Linked DNA regions of Homo sapiens: region 2 is linked to region 1. A link is a contact called in ENCODE Hi-C or POLR2A ChIA-PET data. All regions are on one chromosome and are shown on one strand. The core of a region is the stretch at or near the end of the contact, and the rest is flanking DNA. Distances in the headings are between cores, read along the strand shown. Region 1 overlaps RORA (RAR related orphan receptor A). Region 2 overlaps RORA (RAR related orphan receptor A).

Region 1 (3,795 bases), core at 456-2,955:
GTCTTGGGGTATCTTCACTTTTAACAAACACTACAGGGGATTTTGATGCAGTCAGTTCAGGAATTAAATTTTGAAACACACTTTTGTCAGGCGGCAACAGGGTAGATAGCTTAAGAATGGGGTAGGAAGCTAGACTATAGGAATTCAAATCCTAGCTCCTCTACTTCCTAGCTGTGTGACCTTAGGAAATAAACACTCTGTGCTTCAGTCTCCTTATCTTCAAAATGGGATAATGGGAGCAATGTGTAAGAATTGAAAAATATGTAAAGTACTTAGTACTGTGCCAGACATGTCGTAAGTGCATGAAAAATGTTAGCCACTATTAACAGTGGATTCATCCCAAAGTGATTTCAGCTAATGAGCCAAATTTGGGTAGAGGAAGTACGCTGAAGCAGATTCCAACCAAACCAATGAATGAATACAGCTAAGCATAAAATAGAATCCTTATTAGGTATCCTCCCACCATCATTTCAGTACGGTCAGCACCAGTCTATAAGCTGTACAGACATCCTATACAATATCAATCTCCTGTAGCACAATATATCCTAACAATCCTCTTGGGCACAGACGCAGCCACAGGGCAGGAGACAAAGCAACAGAACCAGCAAGCACGCACTCTGCTGCCTCACTTCATGGGAATCCCATTCAACACCAGTCTAGGAAGAGATGACCTTGGAATGCAGATCCAGTTAATTCAATTCAATGAGCATTTATTGAACCCTTGTGATGTATCAGAGATTCACCTAGATGCTGAGGATAATACAAAGAGCAACAAGAAAATCACCCTGTCCTCAAGGAGGTCATAATCTAGTGGGAAAAAGAGATACAAGTAATTGTAAGGCAAGGTGGCCTGAGATGAATGCTATAATAGAAGATGGAAGAAGGCCATGCGAACACAGAGTAAGTAGTAATTAACTCTGATGGGGGCAGTCAGGAAAGGCTTTCCTGAAGAGCAGACATAGCATGCCATTGTGAGAGATCAATAAGGCAAGCCTATGAAATTGTTTAATGACTTTATCATTCATGGAAACAACCCAGAAAAAGCCTGAGGGACCATCTCTGTCTCTGCATTAACATGGGTGTGTTTAAGATTTGATTAAATGTTTGTTGTTTCTGTAACATCGCATTTAAAAAAAAACCAAGTATGAACATTCGTCTATTATTCTGATCTTCTTCAAAGAGAGAAAGAGTCCTAGAAATACTTTTCTTTTTTCCAAAGCAAACCCTCTGCATTAATAGCAAAAGAAGAATGGCAAGTTATCGAACGTATTATGAACTAGTTAGCCAAAGCGCAAGTCTGGGAAGGCCCACATTTGTTTTATGTAGCAATGAGACAAAATATGAGAGTTTTTTTCTTCTTATATATGGTTGCCTCTTTCTACTTGACTATAATCATTAATAATTTCTTTGGACCAGCAGAGGAAACAGGTATTGATCACAATAAAACATTGCATCCACAAACACTTGCTATAGCAGGTTATGGTCTCCATGGAAACCCTCCAATAGAACCAATCTGAATTCAATTTCAGAAGTAATGAGAACAGATAATTTTACACTCAATCAATCACTGTCAGCTGCCGTTATCAGCCAATCAGTCATTATGTCAGTCAGTCACACTCTCAACAAACTTCTTCTGTGGCATGGTCAGATGAGAATGTTTTGACATCCAGAAGCAACACGAGAAAATTGGCTCATCTTTCCTGGCAAGATGCCAAAGACACAGCACTGCATTGTGTTTGCTAAGGCAATAAACAGTCCAATCAAAATACACTGTGGTAGCGGAAGATTCTAGGCAGCAATTTCAATAATTGTTATGATACTGATGGCAGAGACGTACTTTCGACCCAAAAGTCATACAGTTTAATCCTCTCATTTAAACATGAAGAAACAGAGCACCAGAGAAGTTCAAGTATCTGCCCAAAGCTGCACAGCTAACTGGTGGAAAGCCCACGACTAAAACATGAGCATTCTCCCCTTCCAGTGCTCATCCAGGATGCCTTGCTGCTGCTCTTCACTGCCTTCCTTTTTGAGGCAAGAGGGTAAAGGGATATTTGAAGATTAGGTTCTAATTCTAAACAGAGAGCCCCAAGCCTGTGGGAGACTCACGGGATATTTGTGAGGCTTGTGCTTTGGAGCCAACTCAAACCTCTTGCTGTTTGGGGTTAGCTCGTCCTTGGCCAAGTACAACTTCTGGTTTCTAAGGAGGAACAAAAGATTTTGAAACACTACAGGGCAACCAAATCACTGTTACAAAATGACATTTTCGATAAGTTTAGTGCAGGACTATCAAGAACACATGGACTGAATTCCCTAAAAATGCTTGGGAGAGGGAGGTAAAATTTGAGGGGAAAAATCTGGCAAAATACAGTTGGGCTCTTGTCAACCTCAAATGTTAGAAATGTTGGCATTTGGGAATTGTGAAGAATCTGAAAGGTGTCTGGTTTCTTTCTTTTTTCTTTTTACTGCATTATTGCTTTGTCCATTTCTCAGAGACAGTTCTCTGAGGCTGAGGTTCACATTCTTCCTTGGTAAAACAGATGGTTGGGAGGCCGAGGCAGGCAGATCACGAGGTCATGAGTTCGAGGCAGGCAGATCACGAGGTCAGGAGTTCGAGACCAGCCTGACCAACATGGTGAAACCTGTCTCTACTAAGAAAATACAAAAATTAGCTGGGTGTGGTGGTGCACACCTGTAATCCCAGCTACTCAGGAAGCTGAGGCAGGCGAATCACTTGAACCTGGGAGGTGGACGTTACAGTGAGCCAAGATTGCACCACTGTACTCCAGCCTGGGCGACAGAGTGAGACTCTGTCTCAAAAAAAAAAAAAAAAAAATAGATGGACCAGCTTGATAGTTTGCAAACTTCAATGTGCATGGGAACTTACCAAATCTGTTAAAAATGCAAATCCCCAGATCCCACCTCCAGACATTTTCATTCAGCAGGTGAGGCTGGGCCCAGGAATCTGCCTTTTTAACAAAGGACCCAGGTAATTCTGATGCACTTTCTTTGCCAATCAGTGTTAGAAAACATTGGTTAACTAATGCTATTTGGTAAAGAATTTGGGCCATTTTGTTGATGGTAGTTTTCCAATTACATTCCTCCCCAAACATTCCAACTTCGTAAATTGTGTGTATCACCCATATTACAAGAACATAATTCTAATGGCTATGATCACAAGCTTTGATATATATATATATATATATATATATATATATATATATATATATATATATAAAATATATGAAATATACATTATAGTGCCACTTTCTATTAGCTGTAAGTAGGCTTTATCTTAAATAGGTAGGTGGTATATGGGACACTAATACATCCCATCAGAATTTGTCTAAGGCAAATGAGGTGAAAAAGCAAAGCAAGAATATGGGTTCAGGCTTGAGCTAAAACTAGTAATTGCAAAAAGAACAGTTTGGAAGCTTTCACATGAAATGCTTGCTTCATTTCTCTAGTCTGCTTGCCTGACCTCAGCTCACGATACCTATTTTATCTTCTCGCAAAACATTGATATAAAGCTTTTTGCCTGTTTCTACATGTAATACTGATCTTTTCCCTCCATTTCCTTCCGGGCTTTATTTTTTTTTCTTTTTCTGATGCATTTCAGGACATTTGATGAGTCTTGGAGTGTGTTTAAATGATGACAAGCATGTGATGTGTACACTAGGTAGACCGTACACCCTATGAGGACAAATACAGTTCTTTTTTTGCCATTTCATCCCCTGAACGTGTCACAGTACCTGGCACAAAGCACTTAAAAATATTCATCGAATAAATAAAATGAAT
Region 2 (3,795 bases), core at 875-3,374, 53 kb after region 1:
CATCCTGTTTCTCACAGATGTAGCTTTGTTCATTGCTTTTTCTTGCATGAACAATACACATATACACATGTGCACATACATGCACACAAACATGCATATATATACACAGAAAATGGCTGAGACCTGCATGGCTGAGACCTGCATCTTTCAGGAACTTGGTGCAAGGTGAAAAGGATGCCTTTCACTTGCTTGAATACACAGGCCATCCTTGGAGATCACTTCTAAAAGGTCTCTAGACAGAAGATCCTGAACCCAGAAAGGCAGTCCTGGTGTAGCCCCAAATGAAAAAGATCACCTTGATCAAGAAATTCTCCTTTAAAGGTTTCAGAGCCACATTTTTGTGTGCGTGGTGGAGAACAGACCTATCCAGCTGCAGCAAAAACCATCACCGTAGGCTCTGAAGTCCTGGGATTGGTTTCCTGAGTTCCTCTGTAGCCCACCGAGCAGTGACAAGCAGCAGGCTCCAAGGATGCCCTGACCTCATCAAGCTGTTGGCAAATACAGCTTTCCAAAGATGGAGGGTAGAACATTCCCAATTACCAGGCCAATGACCATTCTGAGGGTAGATAAAACTAAGCAAATGAATCATCCAAGGGCAACCTTTAACTATAAGACCTGGGGGCTGGAATTCACTCTATCTCTAGCCCCCACTTCAACTTTCAAAGCACCAAATGGGGCAAGCCCAGGGTTTTTGCCCAGAAGACTTTTCCTTCAGAGACATTTCTCCATTCGTAATATTCAGTAAGCAGAGAAGGATGCAAGAGTTTTTCTCTAGAGTGGGGTAAAGTGAGGATAGTGCCTGTCTAGGAACCCTGGTCTGGGTTCTGAGGATCAACCATTTCACCAATTCCTGGGTCAGGCTGCATGAATCACTTTCAAGACCTTGTATTTTTTATTCTGTTTACTAAGAGATCTGAATCAACTAGATGATCCCAAAGCTACCTTCCAGTTCTCAGTTTTATGATTCTAAGTGAAAATAACCCAAATCAAGGTGCCCCTCTGTGAATATGAATGAGGCAGTTGCCAACACACTGTCATTTGGGGGCTCTAAAAAAAGAAATACCCCAGCCTCTATTGGAGATCCCTGAGAATCTTGCCACCTAGTGATTCTTGGATCAAGCATTAAGGCTGCTAAAATGTACTCATTGTGTAATTTGGGAATGCTTGCCCATTAACTCATTATCGGCCATTTAGTCACCCATGTAAAGAAAGCTATACAATAAAGTCAGCCAAAGGTTATGTAATTTTTGTTGAGGCAGAACAGGTCTTAAATCTCTAGCCCAGGGAGATGACAGCAGCCAAAATCCATCTATACTGAAATGATTATGGAGCTCTAGACAAGATGAGACAAGAGACAAGCTGTTTAGTTAATGAGAATCCCAAATCTCTCCCGGTGAAACAGGAATCAGTGGTCTCCAGCTACCATGTCACACAGCCACACTCATTGTGATCTGCCACTGTTATTCACCCCTGCCTGATAGCTTTTGTCACCCCCAAAACGCCCCCCAAAATTCACCACCTCGACACACGCAGTCATTTATGAGTCTCAGAAGAGCTGAAAACAGTGTCTGAAAACCTCATGATCTCACTCTGTCCCTGCTAATACCTAAAACAGTCCACTGTTCCATTTACACAGGCTTTTCTTCAGCAGATTTACAAGGTAACATCTGCTTCGGAAACAGATGTTTATGCCAGAATTCTCTTCTGCTCATTAATGCTTTTCCGGTTAACATCTAACTATCTCACTCATTAGTTCTTAATAATACTTTTTGTATCCGAGCCATGCCAAATACGCACTCTTTAGAGCTCTGCATTATTGTTGCTTCTGTTGCCGTTGAATTACGCTGCTGAATAAAGGAAAAGTAAAAATAAGCCCCTCTAAGAAGGCTGCTATGTGTCAGAGCTCTATCTTTGTGAACTGAACAAGCTGAAATCAATTAAAAGTGTGTGTTTAGAGAATGCATCTCAGCTGTCTAATTGCACCACCTCTGCTTTAGGGCCAAAGTTTGACTCCCTGCCAAATTGCCATCAAAATGGGCGTCCGTAAGCGCTGCTGTACTCCCTCCGCCACTGCCTGGGCCTGATGGAAGCACTTGTGTAACGAAGGAAGCCCAGTGCACCCCAGGGCTTGGCACACACACTCCCACTTCCCAGGGGCAATCCTCAGCTGTGGGGCTCCGGCAGAAGATGCCATGAAACCTCTGGGATGAAGGTCCTGGGACTAGATAAATTATTCCACCCGACTTCCTCAGTCAGCCAGCCTTAATAGATTGACTACAGGAAGCATTCGCATGATGCTCTTTATTTATCCACAAGCAACTTCACATAACAAGAATTAATTCAGGAAAGGTAGACTCGACATACCTTTGCTGAGTGCCTAGTAGTGCGTTGGGCTGCTAAGTATTTTATACCCATCCATTATTAGAAATGTAAGTACTGCTTGTGTGTATTCATAGGCAAGGGAAAAGATAAAGTAAGGTTCATTTTTTCCTGATTTGTTCCTACAAGGGTATATGTTAAAGTGGTCTTTTAAACTTGTTTCTACAATGGCATATGTTAAAAATGGTCTTTAAACACTTTGAAACACTTGATGGTGGCCCCCAAGACTAGCTTTTATGTTTCCAGAAGCCAACACCGTAGTCAAACAATTGAACAAACCAAGATATAAATAAAGCTAAAGTTGGTCTATGCAATAATGGAAAAGCCAGTCCTCTAGGGAACTTGGGCCAACACAATGTATTGTTTGGGATCAGGAGAAAGGATGCTTAATAAATCATCAACAATAGTTTCCATGGTTACAATAAAATGTATAGTCACCTATATTGTTTAGTTTTATAACCATTCTTACAGGGAAGAAATAACGAAGGGTGCTGGTGATAAGCAAATATGAAACTCACTTAAAGGCTGGCAGTATGTTCAAAAAAATGTGAAATAAAACTGAAACTAAGTCTAATCAAGGAAACTTCTAGTTTTTAGGTCTCTCGGTAACCAACATTTCTTGGTCCCAATGAACGACATTGCAGCTCCATAATCTGCTCTGTTCTTTTTATAGTAGGTTCTTCCCTTTCTGCCTAAGTGGCTGCTTTTCAGCAAAATTACTTGGCAAACACCACTTTATCAAGTATAAATCAGATATGCTACTCTGGAATCTAAACCCACAAAGAATATGCCCCATAACACTACATGAAAATGAAAAGGAGAAACACTGCATTCTTGCTGCCAAAAGAAATGTAAAAATATGAATGAAAATGATTGCTGGGTGTGCCTTCCATGAGATTCCATTTAAACAACATTCCCCATTTACTTACATCTCTACAATCTGATGGGCTTACATATTGCAAAATGAAATAAAAGCACATTTTATGAGGAAATTAAAATGTTATGAACTGCCCTGGGTGGTGTTGGCATTATACACAGAATGGTGAGTCCTAACCACAGTCAAAACCTTGTTCCCCTCCAGTCAACAGATATCATCTGAGGCTTTGAAGCAAGTGCTAAGGGAATTCAAGCTGGAGATTTAGGGGCTCTCCACAGTGCCTCTCTCCAGATAAACTCCAGGGGATTCCAGGGTGACAGAGTAGGTGAATGCTGAAGTAGGTATAAATAAAGTATGACATTGCACCTCCCAGCCCTCTTGTTTAAACACTCCCCACTTCCAGATCTACTCTGCTGCTTCTTCCTCTATCTGCTGTCAATACTGCTGCCTCGTTCTCCTGGACTTCTGAAGTGTTTCCTTAGATCCTCTAGTTAGACTGATGGCTAATACCTATCTCATGTGACTGCAGTCACAGTATT

Evidence for each region. Hi-C counts contacts between places; a loop is a spot of excess contacts on that map. ChIA-PET counts read pairs that join two places held with the same protein, here RNA polymerase II (POLR2A).
Region 2: a map of CD4-positive, alpha-beta T cell shows a loop between it and region 1 (4-fold over the local background). The contact joins two enhancer-like sites. A Hi-C loop is called at or near these places in 1 of 168 maps with a recorded cell type or tissue (CD4-positive, alpha-beta T cell). POLR2A ChIA-PET finds 5 or more read pairs at or near these places in 2 of 52 experiments (endothelial cell of umbilical vein and naive thymus-derived CD4-positive, alpha-beta T cell).

The regions. Positions count from the first base shown.
Region 1 is chr15:61,036,931-61,040,725 of GRCh38, forward strand. The region is part of intron 1 of RORA (RAR related orphan receptor A); the gene reads right to left. It overlaps LOC107984805 (a long non-coding RNA gene), which reads right to left. Exons shown (of 3, transcript XR_007064660.1): 2 at 1-3,795. Among named protein-coding and RNA genes, the nearest start is that of RORA, 190 kb to the right of the region's middle. Within about 2 kb of position 1,706, at least 7 of the 41 ENCODE cell types and tissues checked have a DNase peak (open chromatin) inside an H3K27ac peak, as active enhancers do.
Region 2 is chr15:61,089,361-61,093,155 of GRCh38, forward strand. The region is part of intron 1 of RORA (RAR related orphan receptor A); the gene reads right to left. The region is part of intron 1 of LOC107984805 (a long non-coding RNA gene); the gene reads right to left. Among named protein-coding and RNA genes, the nearest start is that of RORA, 140 kb to the right of the region's middle. Within about 2 kb of position 2,125, at least 2 of the 41 ENCODE cell types and tissues checked have a DNase peak (open chromatin) inside an H3K27ac peak, as active enhancers do.